Regions from separate parts of the Mus musculus genome. Here region 2 is linked to region 1. The links are chromatin loops, found by intact Hi-C in ENCODE. Cell type or tissue: gastrocnemius. All regions are shown on one strand.

Region 1 (8,000 bases):
GAGATAATATACTGCCAGGTATTACTAATTAGAAATGAACATGTCCAATGACTCACAGAGGAAACGCACACCTTGAGTGCTGGGTGTCCATACTTAGTATCAAACATTGTGCTTAGTGAAGGAGAGAGGCAAGGGCGGTGGTTAGAGCCAGACCACCAGCTTGGGGGACAAGCTTCTCTACCTCACGACTGTTATGCTTGTAGGGATGGTGTTGCTATTTATTACACTGAGATCTCTCTACATACAGATGACCTAAGATCCAGCTTCTCAACTCCAGAATAGACCCTGCTCAGGCCACCTGTCCCCCTCTCTCTTAGCTGGCTATATGACAGTCATTCAAGTGCCTCTCACTAGGAGCTACTTAATTACATGCATCCCGTGTTTGTTCTGAGGTAAGTTACTCTCCGTGAAGTGCATCAAAGCCTCCAACCCATTTATGCTCATGGGCCTCTAACATCCCTAATGTCATATATGAACACATGTATTTTCATTCATTCATTCATTCATTCATTCATTCATTCATTCATTGATTCATTCATGCATGCATTAAATATGTATTTAACACTCTTCAAAGATACTAACACAGGATATTTATAGTTGGATAATATTCCTTGGATTTTGTTGTTTCTTCTCTCTTAGAACAATTTAAAAGTTTTGAAAACATATCCTGTCATTGAAGTAGGTCTCCTTGTACAGCTCAGGGTGGCTTTAACGTGACAATTCCCTTGCCTCAGCTGGGATCATAGGCATGTGCCACCAGGCTTGCTTGCTTTTGAACAAGCTCAGTTTTATTTAAAAACAAACAAACAAACAAACATACTAGCAAAATCCACAGATGTTAAGAATCATCTTTGCCTTGGTACAGCTGAGTCAGCTCTGACTATAAACCATGACATGTAATGTAAAGCCAGAGGGTAAAAATAAATGGAATTTCAACACACACACAAACACACACACACACACACACACACACACACACACACACACACACACACAGAGCAGAGCAAGTCAACCCAAGGAGGGAACTGGTAGGCATGAGGGAAGCTGCAGATTCCGATTTCTTAGAATACTTTTTGATGAAGAAAATAAAAGAGTAATAAACAAACCCTATTTCTAGAAGCCGGGTTCCAGAGTGATGGCCGTTAGTTGCTAGAAAATTCTTTCCCTCATATTCTTGGGACTGCCTGCATGGGTCCGGTATGTGTGGCTATTCCTGTGTTTAAGGGCACTTAGGGACAACTCGGTTTTCAAGGCAGAGGAAGGAAATCAGAGTGAGGTGAGAGCCAAACTCCCCATTTCGGCAGAATTAACTCAGGTGGTGAGGAGAGGCAGGGTGTGACCACCTCGCTTCTAGAATTAGCAATGTCACATTGGAAGAGACATTTTCTGACTTTTCTCCATCTCAATTTCCTTCCCAGTGGCTTCGTACCTGTTAAATGACTTTGTAAATATTCCTAAATGACAGATTGGTAGTGGGTGTGGTGTAAAAAGGAAAGAGGGAAGAGGCTAACGACCACACATAAAACAAGCAGCCCTTAGAGCCACTGGCCAATTTTTACAGCTGGATTTTTATAAACTCCTTGAAGAGTTGGGCGAGGGACTGGTTTACGATGTTACCATAGCGATACTGCTGGTTTTTGAGAAAATATTGAGATGCTGAAGTGGATGGACTGTGGAGAAACAAGCAGAGTGGATGGGACAAGCAGGAAAGAATTATAGACCCTCACTAAATATTTCACCGGCAGGATGCCTTACTGAACTGTCCCTGGATTTAATTAGCTGTGGAGAGAAGGGGGAAGGGTTAATCCAAGGTCACTGTGGAGGAAAACGAAGCTTGTGACACACGCTGCTATTTTGATATCTGCTGAATGCCACGTTATAGTCAATGAGGATGGTGGCTGAGTCCATCCGGGAAGTAGTAGGTAGCGTAGATTCTTTACATTAGCAGATAGGACAGAGTTCGGCGATGGCGTTTCTGTAGAAATTTCTCTCAGATTCCTTCTGCCAAGCCAGCATTTTCTGGTAAAGTGTTGGAAGTGACTGCCAAGGAAGAAGAATTTGCCAGTTTTCGAGTTGAGAAACAATTTGATTGAACTCAATTAAAAACAATTGTTTTGTTTAATTGTGTTTTTCCGTACTTGAATTTGCCTGTTTACACTAACTCAAGCCCATGGCTGTCTTACTCTCAGTCACACAGGGGGTGACCACACGTCTTCTCAGAAAAAGCTTGCTTGTTTGGAGGAAATAAACTGTGCAGTCCTGTGGGATGAAGGGGGGTGTGGGGCGATGTGCCGGCCATACTGAGCTACACCACCATTCACATATCATTTCAACATATAAGACAACCTCTGCCGTGGGCCAGGACTTTTCCAAGTGCCTTGTTCTCCGTGATCACTAGGACAGAGTTTCCCTGTCACAGAGTCTGAGAACCAGGCTCTATCCTCAGAGCAAATAACCTAGGGGGCACAGAGAATGGTCTAAAGATGATTTGTTAGTCACATCTATAACAAACCCACGGGCTATCTCAGTAATACTGTCATGCACAAGAACTGTCTGGTCTTTAAAATCCCTTATAACTGCCAGGTAGGATCCCTGTGGTATTTCACAACTGGATGCCTTCATATACAACTTTTTATATATTTTTTTGTACCAGTGTAATGGCATCCTCCCCAACCTTCTAGTTTTTTTTTTTTTTTTTTATTAAGAGTAAAAGTTCATACTCATACCCCAAGCTGAGTATTTCATCTGTCTTAAGTGGCCTGTGTGAGGAAATATCTAGTCATCACTATGTAGTAAAGGAGGGGGAGAAGAAAAAGCAACTAATTTTAGTAAAATCAAAGAAGAGTTAACTCACAAGATGGTCCTATATTATGTTAAAATAAAAGGTTTTATGGATGTTGTAGTGGCTAGTTTTGTGTCAACTTGACTCAGCTGGAGTTATTACAGAGAAAGGAGCTTCAGTTGAGGAGATGCCTCCATGATATCCAACTGGAAGGCATTTTCTCAATTAGTGATCAAGGGGGAAAGGCCCCTTGTGGGTGGGGCCATCTCTGGGCTGGTAATCTTGGTTCTATAAGAGAGCAGGCTGAGCAAGCCAGGGGAGGCAAGCCAGCAAGGAACATCCCTCCATGGCCTCTGCATCAGCTGCTGTTTTCTGACCTGCTTGAGTTCCAGTCCTGACTTTCTTTAGTGATGAACAGCAATGTGGAAATGTAAGCTGACAAACCCTTTCGTCCCCAACTTGTTTTTTGGTCATGATGTTTGTTTAGGAATAGAAACCCTGACTAAAACAGATGTGGAAGATGATGTGATGTTTGTCTTTCTGTACTAAGCTTACTGTGCATGACATAACATCCTGGTTCATCAACTGCACAAATTGTAGGATTTCCTTTCTTTTAATACTGCATAGTATTCCATGTGGTGGAGGAGATAGCTTCTCTAGTCATTCATTCACCAGTACACACTTAAGTGGATTATATTATGAATAGCATAGCCATAATATTAGAGATAAGAGACATAAGAAATGATTATTCAATGGATGCAAAGTTATAGTTAAATTGGGAAATAACACATTTTCCAGAATTCTGTTGCACAGTAGGGTGACCATCTTTATAATGTTTTATTGTATATTTCAAAATAGCTAAAGAACTTTGAACATTCTTACTACAAAAAATGAAAAGTGCTTATGCTAACTACCCTTATTTGATCATTACGCAATATGTGTGTGCATCAATGCATGGCAGTATACATAAAAATGTAGATGGCTATTTTTCCAAATAAAAATAAAACATAAAAATAGACAAAGGGAAAACGTGTGAAGCATCAGGAAACAATGTTTTCACATTGGGTGTTGACCATCATTCCAAGCCAAAGTATACTGAGCATTAGTCAAAGAACCCTGTGCTAGGAGACACTGTGTAATTCTAACCACAGTAATACTGCCAGAGGATCTTAAAGGAGTTCCCCTGAGCTGCAGACCTAGAGGGAATGGTTTAAGACGGAGCCTAATGGTGAAGGTTACTATGCTCGCCAGCTGCCTTGGGGTTGGTTGACCTTTGGGCTTAAGAGCCAGAAGCTGATATGGAATGGCAGCAGTTGTGGGAACAAGATACTACAGGATCTTCACCTCACCGCTTCATTCAGCTCACCCTGTTAAAAATCTTACTATTCCATGTATTTCTTAAGTAGGCTTTAACTGGTTGTCCATGGTCCTGGATGGGTTCCTGTATAGGCCAGCAGAATCTGGAGCATATGGACAGGAGCTGATTACTTGTACAAATTCTGTGGATGTTTCCCTGGCCCCACTGGAAATTTCTGTCACCCTGGATGCCACAAAGACAAGAACATGTATGGCTGACATATTTTTTTTTTAATAGTGCTAGAAAGAAGCTGATGGCTTGATCAATAAAATGCTTGCTGTGCAAGCATGAGGAACTGAGTTCAGGTCCTCAATACTTACATATAAAACGCACAGTATGGTGGCCAGCATCTGTAATTCCATCACTACAGAGACAAACAGACAGACCCTTGGAGCTCATTGGCCAACCAGCTTAGCTAAATCAGTGAGCTCTGGATTTAGTTTGTCTCAAAAAATAAGGTAGAAGTGATTGAGGGAAATACCAGACATCAACCTCTGGCCCCCACGTGTATTGGCACACACATGAACATGCATCTCTGTGCATGCATGTGCACACATCTACATGAATACATCCACACATACAAGAGAGGGAGGGGGAGAGGGAAAGGGAGGAGGGGGAGGAAGAGGAGGAGGGGAAGAGAGAGAGGAAGGGAAGGAAGGAGAGGAGGGAGTTGAGGGAGGGAGGGAGAGAGAGAGAGAGAGAGAGAGAGAGAGAGAGAGAGAGAGAGAGAGAGAGAGAGAGAGATTGTCAATCCAGCAGCCCAAAAGTCAGGGGTAGGAGCTGAGTCTCCTGAAACTTCTTTGTACTTGGAAAGACTGTGGTACTCACAGTAGTCATAGTAATAATTCAGAGCTGCTTAAAGAATGCTTCTTGCAGCTGGGTGTGGTGGCACACACCTTTAATCCCAGCACTCAGGAGGCAGAGGCAGGTGGATTTCTGAGTTCGAGGCCAGCCTGGTCTACAAAGTGAGTTCCAGGACAGCCAAGGATACACAGAGAAACCCTGTCTCAGAACCCCCATTGCTGTCATAGTTACATGTCTATTGTTATGAAGAGATGCCATGATCAAGGAAACTTATAGAAGAAAGGGTTTATTTAAAGCTTACAGTTACATAGTGTCTGATTTCCATGACCTTCCTGGTAAGGAACATGGCAGCAGCCGGCAGGCATGGCTATCAAGCTGGAGGTGAAAACTTACATTTTGATCTACAAACAAGAAGAAAAGAGATTTGTCTGGGAATGGCATGAGTGTTTTGAAACCTCAAATCCCATCCCTAGTGACATACCACCTCCAGCAAGACCCTACCTCTTAATCCTTCCCAAACACTTCCACCAACTGCGGACCAAATATCCAAACATATAAACCCATGGGGCCATTTTTTTCAATTTTTTAATTAGATATTTTCTTTATTTACATTTCAAATGCTATCCTGAAAGTCCCCTATACCTTCGCCCCAGCCCCTGCTCCCCTACCAACCCACTCCCATTTCTTGGCCCTGGTGTTCCCCTGTACTGGAGCATGTAAAGTTTGCAAGACCAAGGGGCCTCTCTTCCCAATGATGCCCAACTAGGCCATCTTCTGCTACATATGCAGCTAGAGGCACGAGCTCTGGGGGTACTGGTTAGTTTATATTGTTGTTCCACCTATATATAGAGTTGCAGACCCCTTCAGCTCCTTGGGTACTTTCTCTAGCTCCTCCATTGAGGACGCGGTGTTCCATCCAGTAGATGACAATGAGCATCCACTTCTGTATTTGCCAGGAACTGACATAGCCTCACACGAGATAGCTACATCAGGGTCCTTTTTGCAAAATCTTGCTGGCATATGCAATAGCGTCTGCATTTGGTGGCTGATTATGGGATGGATCCCTGGATGGGGTAGTCTCTGGATGGTCCATCCTTTTGTCTCAACTCCAAACTTTGTCTCTGTAACTCCTTCTATGTGTAGTTTGTTCCCTATTCTAAGGAGGAATGAAGTATCCACGTGTTGGTCTTCCTTCTTCTTGGTTTTCTTGTGTTTTGCAAATTGTGTCTTGTGTATTCTAAGTTTCTGGGCTAATATCCACTTATTAGTGACTGCATATCAAGTGAGTTCTTTTGTGATTGTGTTACCTCACTCAGGATGATAACCTCCAGATCCATCCATTTGCCTATGAATTTCATAAATTCATTGTTTTTAATAGCTGAGTAGTACTCCATTGTGTAAATGTACCACATTTTCTGTATCCAGTCCTCTGTTGAGGGGCATCTGGGTTCTTTCCAGCTTCTGGCTATTATAAGTAAGGCTGCTATGAACACAGTGGAGCATGTATCCTTATTACCAGTTAGAACATTTTCTGGATATATGCCCAGGAGAGGTATTACTGGATCTACTGGTAATACTATATCCAATTTTCTGAGGAACCATCAGACTGATTTCCAGAGTGGTTGTACAAGTTTGCTATCCCACCAGCAATGGAGGAGTGTTCCTTTTTCTCCACATCCTGGCCAGCATCTGCTGTCACCTGAATTTTTGATCTTAGCCATTCTGACTGGTGTGAGGTGGAATCTCAGGGTTGTTTTGATTTGCATTTCCCTGATGATTAAGGATGCTTAACATTTTTTCAGGTGCTTCTCAACCCTTCTGTATTCCTCAATTGACAATTCTTTGTTTAGCTCTGAACCCCATTTTTAATGGGGTTATTTTAATTTCTGGAGTCCAGCTTCTTGAGCTCTTTGTATATATTGAATATTAGTCACCTATCAGATTTGGGATTGGTAAAAATCCTTTCCCAATCTGTTGGTGGCCTTTTTGTCTTATTGACAGTATATTTTGCCTTATGGAAGCTTTGCAATTTTATGAGGTCCCATTTGTCGATTCTTGATCTTACAGCACAAGCCATTGCTGTTCTGTTTAGGAATTTTCCCCCTGTGCCCACATCTTCGAGGCTTTTCCCCACTTTCTCCTCTATAAATTTCAATGTCTCTGGTTTTATTTGGAATTCTTTGATCCACTTAGACTTGAGCTTTGTACAAGGAGATAAGAATGGATCAATTCGCATTCTTCTACATGATAACTGCCAGTTGTGCCAGCACCATTTGTTGAAAATGCTGTCTTTTTTCCACTGGATGGTTTTAGCTCCCTTGTCAAAGATCAAGTGACCATAGGTGTGTGGGTTCATTTCTGGGTCTTCAATTCTATTCCATTGATCTACCTATCTGTTGCTGTACCAGTACCATGCAGTTCTTATCACAATTGCTCTGTAGTATAGCTTAATGTCAGGCATGGTGATTCCACCAGAGGTTCTTTTATTGTTGAGGATAGTTTTTGCTACCCTAGGTTTTTTATTTTTCCAGATGAATTTGCAGATTACCCTTTCTAACTCAGTGAAGAATTGAGTTGGAATTTTGATGGGGATTGCATTGAATCTGTAGATTGCTTTCAGCAGGATAGCCATTTTTACTATATTAATCCTGCCAACCCATGAGCATGGGAGATCTTTCCATCTTCTGATATCTTCTTCATTTTCTTTCTTCAGAGACTTGAAGTTCTTATCAAACAAACCTTTCACTTCCTTAGTTAGAGTCACACCAAGGTATTTTATATTATTTGTGACTATTGTGAAGGGTGTTTTTTCCCTAATTTCTTTCTCATCCTGTTTATCCTTTGTAGAGAGAAAGGCCACTGATTTGTTTGAGTTAACTTTATATCCATGGAGCCATTCTTATTCAAACCAGCACAGCCATTAAGCTGTTTCTAGGCCTTGCACCAAAACTTCCTTAGATGTGCAAAGGCAAACGTTGCTTGGGAACTCCTCTGTACTACAGTGACCAGTACAGAACACATGAATAAATGCACTTGTGTTTGGAAGAGTTTCACTCT
Region 2 (8,000 bases), 120 kb before region 1:
AGAGAAGGGAAAAGATGGAGTGTGGCTACTGGTTCTTGCTATCTGGAAAATTGTCGACATGGTGACAAAAACTTCTTCGGGGAAGACAAGCTCCCCTGTGCCTGGCAGTAGAGCCCCAGCCTTTCCTTTCCCCCTGTCCTTCTTCTGGGGAAATTCCAGCTCCATGGTTCCATTGCTCAATGGTCTCTGTATCTGAAGGGAGAAGCTCACCTGCCTGTCCTCTCCAGCTGAGTTGGTCACATTGAGCTGAAGAGCAGCCTCCAGGATTCACAAACTCCCAGACCATCAGAAAGGGAACTAAGTTTGTCCTAAGACCTTCGCATCTGTGAAGTGCTAAGGAGCCTGAAGTGAATTATGTTGGACTTGGAGGAGTCACTATGTCCCTCCCATGACTCTGGTTTATATGAGAAAAGAGAGGGACATTTGGATCTGGAGTCCTGATTCTCGTAAGGTGCGGGGTGCGGGTGGGGGAGTCACAAATAGGAAGAAAAATGGAAGCAGAGATGATAGCATTGCTGTGATTAAACAAGTGCCGCCAGGAGCCAGCAGAAGGAAGGGTCTTCCTCTCCACCTTCTAAGGAGACATACAGCTACTATGCTTGATCCGTAAGACGATTAGCTTCTTCATCTGTGGGGAAATATACTTTCATAGTGTTTAAGGTGCCCAGCTTGTGGCATTTTGTTACAGTAACTATAAAGCTCTAAAACAATTAACAGCTACGCTCTTCTAAGGTATTGAGACTGTAATGAATTCATATGGTAAATATGATTAGATTTAGTAATGATAACATTTTAACTAAATATACTTCGGGACTATTTGATACTAAGGTAATGACAGCCATCAAGGCTGCTGGTGCTTATGGGTCTTTTGTGACTGTCTCTGTGACTCCGGGAAATGACAGGTGCTGAGTGAAGGCGAAGTGATTTACAGCAGGGTGGTCAGTCAACATGCAAGAGGTGCATCTCCATGTGTTCACCCATCCACCATGGAGGGGGTTGGAGCTGTTCTTTGACTGCATGTAACACATTAGACCACGAATCATTTAGAGTTACCTGTTATGGGCCCCTCCCTGGAGTTACACGTTCCATCTCTTCCTCAGTAAACACCCACAGCACCTAGGTTTGTGTACTTAAGAAATTTCCGTTAAGCTCAGCTTAAGGAGTGTGCAAGTTCCTTTCATTAAAGTACATTGGTCTTCTCTTAGCTACTGTCTCAATTCTAAAGTTTCATTTACTTACCTCTAACTGCCATCCCAAATCCACGAAACGGAACATTCCAGAAATAAACAACCTAGCTGGTAACTTTTATTATAGTCTACAATCATCCTGTTATTATTATTTATGATGGTTGATCTCTTGCTGTGTCCAATTTATTAAACTTTACCACAGGAGAAAACATAGTGTATATATTGGTTTGTATTACCCTTAGATGTTTCAGATACTCAATGCAGGTCTTGGAATGTCTTTTCCAAGGGAGAACTACTATGCATTGGATGAATAATTTTTGGTCTTATATGCCCAGATCCTGGGTGGCTCCCTGGTAGACTGAGAGTTCTCTGTATGGTCCAAAGCCATTTTGTGACAGTTCTTTCCTTTTTTTTGATTTGATTATTACTCAGAAACACATACTCCTATATGGGCAAGTACAAAGGTGGCCCCAGCAGCCACAAACCTACAAGAGACAATACAGATGGAGGCCTAGCACTTGCTGCCTGCCCTCCTGAGGGACTTCACAGAGGCAGGCTTGGCTCATGGTTTTCATTGTCTATTGCTGTGATTTCATATGAGCCTGTCTATCAGTTGTGGCTACTTCTGAATCTGATAGCCTTTGCATAGAGTATGGGGAAAAACATGACAGTCTTGATGGCCCGTGGCTCACTTTGGCCTCTTCTCTTTTAGTTTGGTGATGTATGGTGACAGTCAAAGGTCACAGTGGCAGAAAGCATCTGGCAGAGGCAAACACCAATATAATCTATTATACAACAAAGAGAATTTGATTTAATGAAGTGATTTTGTAATTCAGACAGGTCAAGTTAGTGCTATACATAAAATGACAGCATGAATGACTTTTAGATGTACATAGAAATTTCACACGCAAAAGCATGTCTCTATCATTCCCTCCCACACCCTCAGGATCACATAGCAGAGTCCCAGTCAGGTAAAACTAACCTAGCATCAACTAATTCCATCATTCGATACTTAACAACAACAACAACAAAAATGTGCTGAGTGGGAGCAACTCCCTGAAGTGAAACGAAATCAGTCTGCTGAGCCGGGCTGAGGCCTCAGAGGACAGTCCGGAAGCTCTTGTGTGGAAGCTGTCATGGAGAGACTGTCAACATCTCAGAGGTGCTGCTGGAGCAGTAGAGCAGCTGTAGGTGTGAGGTGGGGACCACGGGCTGTGTTCTGCCTCTCCTATGGGGCCACTGGAGGAAATGATGTGAACATTCAACCCTAGTGAAAATGTCCCAGGGAGAGGATCCCAAGTCTCTAAACAACCATGAGCTGCAGACAGCCAGGGCCATATATGGAACAGGCATTTCATTATTATTTGTTAAATGAATGAATGAGAGAGCAAGAGAGTGTCATGTGGCTCAACACTAAGTTGAACCCTATTATTACTATTATTATTAGACTACAAAATACATAATATCTATAACACTGATTGGGTTAGAAAAATCAGCAATAGTTGCAGAGTTTAAATAACGAAATAAAAGATTTGTGGGAAATATAGGGCCTCACATGTATTTTAAAATGAATGTGATTTTATAAAAGTTTTATTTCAGTTATGTGCAGGCATATATAATTTGGTTGTATGTGTATTTCTTCTGAGAACCTGACCAAAAATTCATTTCTGAGAGTGTATTTTCAGTAAGATTGAATGATGTTGATGGAGAGGAAACTACAGGAGCGTGTAGGCTCTGCAGATGGACCAGGAGCTGAATGTTGGTTCCTTATGAATCACTGAGCGTGCTACTTAAATCTGACTAGGTACCAAACATGTATTTCACGTGTGCCATGCACGAGGCTCTATGCTTTGAGGCAGGGATGGGTGAGGATAAAGAAGACATCTTCTACCCTTCCCCATAAGCACAGTGTCCATTATTTCAAGTGTTGTGCCTGTTTCGTGAACCCCAAAAGACCACCAAGAAGCTGACTCTGATGCAGTCACACTAGGGTCTTCATTATAAGCTAGAGCTTTGGCCACGTGCCACTGTCTCTGATGCAGCAGAACTGGAGGGTGCAGCCCTGAGTTCTCAGCTGGACAAAGCTTTATAACAAATGGCAAGCAAGTGAGGAAGGTCTCTAGCCTGGCACACATCTCATTGTGTGTGTGTGTGGGGGGGGGGGGTATTATGGAATTTTGTTGCCCTTTAACATAATTGGCTGGTGCTGGGAGCCAAACCATAAATTTAACTTCTGCTTTCCTTCTGATTGGTGGTTGTTAGGAAGTGAAATAACAGGGGGTCAGGCTTGTAACCTGGAAACTGGTGCTAGACACTGGCTTATTGAGGAGTAACCTGGAAACTGGTGCTAGGAGCCCTGCTTGTTGGTTAACTCATGTTCAACCTGAGGTCATGTTCTCTTAGATCGAGTCTGAACCCAAGATCTGGTCTCTTACAAGCACGTGAGGTTCTCTGATTGATCAATATCATGGATACTTGGGAGGGAGGACTATGGCAAAATTCAGTGTTGAGTCAGGATCCAAAGGAGCCAATGGGATCCAGGTTTCTTCTGCCTGTCACTCCTCTTCCTACGATGCTGATAACCCAACACCAGTTCTCTCTCCAGGCATGATGTAAGTTTAAATTCCTGCAATCTAAGCCAAACCTTCAAGACTGGGGACTCCAACAGCCTAAGACAGCTTTGTCTTTTCCATCTATACTTCCAAGGGAGTGCACTGTTCTGTTGACCCATTAGCTGCCGAGATTCCCAGCCACAGCTCAGTTTTGGGTACCATAAATATCATCCAGCAATCTTTGGGAGAGGAAGGTGAACATAGGATGTAGTTACAAACACAAACTGTTTCTCGAGAGATCATGGAAGGCTTTATTCTCAGTAACGATTTTTATTTTCTTCCCTCAACATTAGCAAGATATACGGTCTGGCAGTAAGATCAGAGGTCTTTTATCCTCAACTCTTCTAGAATCAGACCATGGGGCAGGTTGATGAGATTGTAGTGCTAAGGAAGTGTTTGATCTGCCCCCACCCCTAAAAAACAAACAAACAAACAAAAAACAGACAAGAGCCAATCTGATGCAATTCACAGCAGAGTCTTTATTCAAGCTAGCTTGTCCCCCCCACCCCCCACCCCCCCAAGACACACACACACACACACACACACACACACACACACACACACACCTCACTAACCTCTGATCTGGCTGATGTTTGTGCCGGTGTATAAGGTACATCAGACAGCGTCTCTTGCTGCTTTTTGGATTCCGCTGGAGCTGGACCCGCACTTGGGGGCATGTTCTCATTTGGCACCGGGCATCCTCGTGGATTCGTTTCTCAGCCAGACTCCATGATTGAGCAAGTTGCCGTGGCCAGACAGGAGTTTTTAAAACTAATTTCAGCCAGTCATAACTAAGGCATTTACACATTACCCCCCTTACTCCAACTTTATCACATCCACACGTTCACGCTATGGCTTGGTTTGTAGCACTGGGAAAAATGCCTTCTGGGGCCTTGTGTTCCTTATAGTCAGGTTCTCTCAAATGGAATCTGGACTTAAAAGATTTGACCTCTGGAGATCAGGATGGAAATGATGTAATTGAATCTCACTAGATAAAGCCTTAACAGCAGCACATCCTTTAGGAAGAAGCAAACAGCCACCTATAGTAAGATGAGCTTTGTTATGTGTGTGTGTGTGTGTGTGTGTGTGTGTGTGTGTGTGTGTGTGTGTCTGTCTGTCTGTCTGTCTGTCTGTCTGTCTGTCTGCATGAATGTGAGTGGAGGCCAGAGGTTGGCATGAAGGGTACTCGGCCACTCTTCTTCCTTCAAGACAGGTCTTTTTTACTGAACCTGAATCTTGTGGATTTGGCTAGCTGGGCTGGCCAGCATGCTACTGGATCCTTCTGTTTTCTTGTCCTCTAGGCCCTACTGGGCTATGAGTCTAGCCACAATTGGGCCACCCCACACCAGCTTTCTATGTGGGTTCTAGGGATCCAAATTCAGGTCCTAGTGCCTGCATGGCAAGCACATAACTGACTGAGGCATTTCACCAGCCCAAATCTTTCTTCTTCTTTTCTTCTTCTTCTTCTTCTTCTTCTTCTTCTTCTTCTTCTTCTTCTTCTTCTTCTTCTTCTTCTTCTTCTTCTTCTTCTTCTTCGATTTATTTGTTTTATGTATATGAGTATAGTGTAGCTGTCTTCAGACACACCAGAAGAGGGTATCAGATTTCATTACAGATGGTTGTAAGTCACCATGTAGTTGCTGGAAATCGAATTTAGGACCTCTAGAAGAGCAGTCTTGAAGTGCTCTTAAAGACTGAGACATCTCTCCAGTCCCTCCAGCCCAATTCTTATGTAAAAAGAGTTTGTCTTTAATGTTCCTTTTCCGTCTCTTTTAAGGAATCCTGCACTCTATAGGATCCTCTGGGTAACCAAGGCTATCCAGTTGTTCTACAGACAATTCTGTTGTGTAGAAATTTCCTCTGAATTTAAACACTAGTAAGTTTAAGGTTGAGGAAGGTTCATTAAGACTGAGGAGGTGGGCTGGAGAGATGGCTCAGAGGTAAAGAGCACTGACAGCTCTTCCAAAGGTCCTGAGTTCAGTTCCCAGCAATGACATGGTGTCTCACAACCAACTGTAATGGAATCCGATGCACTCTTCTGGTGTGTGTCTGAAGACAACTACAGTATACTCATATAAATAAAAATAAATAAATTAAAAAAAAAAGACTGAGGAGGTAAAGAAAACTCAAAAGGCTAAGGAGTCCCTGAAATTTACAAGATTCATGAGGTCTTTCCTCAACGTTACATAAGTAGTAAGGACTGCTGGGGACAGAGACTTGACAACCTTATTACACTGTCTGCGTGTCATTCGGGGAGCTCCAGAGTTGCAGCTTTCATGAGTTGTTGTCCCTGCTGGGAATAGGCTTTTCTGTGACAAAGCTGCCTTTGAGTTACCTATGTTGCTGTAGGCTCTCCTTCACCCATGCTCCTATAAGATAAACTCATTAGTTCACCAAGCTAGACTTAGGTGGAAATTGTCATTTGACCATTGATTTGAAAGGAATTCTTTTGGATGTCACTGGTGACAGATATCTTACATGAGATAATTGTCTGTAATGTCAGGGAGTGGTCTCAGCTTTCGAGGAAGAGTTGGATAAAGAAGACAAAGAGATGAAGAAACTCTGTGCAACCCTAAATCTGTTTATATGTCTGTTGTTTTATACTGGTATGCTACTAGGCTTTGGTGAGGACAAAGGTAGACATGTCTCTTTACCTCAGGCATTTGAAATCAGCAGGACAAGATGGGTTCTTAGAGCCCAGGTACTTGGACCCACCATTTAATGCTTATTAATCATGATGTGTGTGTGTGTGTGTGTGTGTATAATATTTGAAAGAGGGTCTTAATATGTAGCCATAACTGGCCGGAACTCTCTATGGTGACCTTGAACTCACAGAGATCTGCCTATTATACCTCTAGTTTGGGGACTAAAGGAGTGTACAAGATATTTTAATCTTATTTTATCTAATCTTGGAAGGTATTACAATCTTATCTGCACAGACCAGGAATAAAGATTCAGAAAAGCAAACCTCTTTTTTTCTTTAGCTTTAATGCAGACTGTGATCATGGAGTTAGAATTTAAGGTCAGTTCTTGTCAGGGTCTGAGTGTTACTGTTTTCAGTACCCTACACTAATGTGGAAACAAATACCAGGTAGACACGTGCAGAGAGACAGAAAAGACTCTGTGTGTGTGTGTGTGTGTGTGTGTGTGTGTGAGACAGAGACAGAGAGACAGAGACAGAGAGAGAAACAGAGACTATGGGTGTTCAGAGGATCAGAAGCCCTAGAGAGGGTTGATCCAAAAAGGCTTTTTTGTAGAGCTTGGGGATGGCCCTCTGAGAAATCAATGGTGGCGCCAGATAGATGATCTCAAGTGAGGCCTAGGAAGCACTGGAGGCTGGAGGCTGGAGGCTAGAGGGAAAGCAGTGGCTATGACCAAACACCAAACAAAAATCACCTTTAGGGAGGAAGGTTTTATTTTGTCTTACAGTCTAAAAAGGTACACCGTTCATCGGTGCAGAGAAGTGACCATGAGTAGAGTGTGGTACATTGCATCTGCAATCAGGAAACTGATTTCCAATAGGAAATGGGAACAGACCATCAAAGCTCAAGCCCCCCCCCCCCCCCCGTGTGTCACTTCCTCCAGGAAACCCCCCAAGTACAGGTTTCATAGCCTTTCAAAACAGAACAAGGTAGCTGGGGACCAAGTGTTGGTATCAGGACCTGACATCACATAGGCGGACCCGCAGACCTGTTGCCAAAGCAACAGCCACCTTATTCTCAGAATCCACTTGGCTCACCTCCCACCTTTACCTGTGTTACATCATCACCCATATATAAAGAAAGGCCCCCCTGATCTCTCTCTCTTCCCCACTTCTCTTTCTGCCACCACCTTGCCCCTCTCTCTCCCAATAAACCTCATGTGGAACTGTTTGGCTTGGTATAGTCCTTCTGAAGGCGCGCAACGTTCAAGATCTTAGCACCAAGTGTTCAAACCCATGAGTTTATGGGGGCATTGCACAATGCAAACCAAACAAAAGTGGTCCCTGTGGGCTCCCTTGAATTTCATCACAGTTTCACTGTCGGAGTCAGATGTAGGGCAAGTCTCCTTAAAGGAACAGAAGTAAATCAGCCTTGCCCTGCCCCTTGCAGTCTTCAGGGGGATGGGTCTTTATCTCTTGCTCCTTGGTCTGGGGTCTTTCCTCAGAAATTCCAACTAAACCCGCTGCTTGCCAGTCTCTAGGGCCTGAGGGAGGACCTGG

What was found. A loop is a pair of places that touch in the nucleus more often than their neighbours do. Peaks named below come from ENCODE experiments on the same cell type or tissue, not always from the same donor. Only the 100,000 strongest peaks of a DNase experiment are listed, where the experiment ranks them.
Region 2: it touches region 1 in a loop (1.8-fold over the local background); 2 of 42 quality-filtered maps call a loop at or near these places.

Annotation. Positions count from the first base shown.
Region 1 is chr13:41,870,654-41,878,653 of GRCm38, forward strand. All of the region lies in intron 1 of Gm10790 (predicted gene 10790), which reads left to right. Among named protein-coding and RNA genes, the nearest start is that of Gm10790, 8.7 kb to the left of the region's middle. In gastrocnemius, no CTCF peak of the experiment used is centred here; no DNase peak of the experiment used is centred here; H3K4me3 peaks cover 779 bases; H3K27ac peaks cover 712 bases.
Region 2 is chr13:41,750,971-41,758,970 of GRCm38, forward strand. No RefSeq gene overlaps it. Among named protein-coding and RNA genes, the nearest start is that of Gm40925, 78 kb to the left of the region's middle. In gastrocnemius, no CTCF peak of the experiment used is centred here; a DNase peak (open chromatin) is centred at 3,217; H3K4me3 peaks cover 139 bases.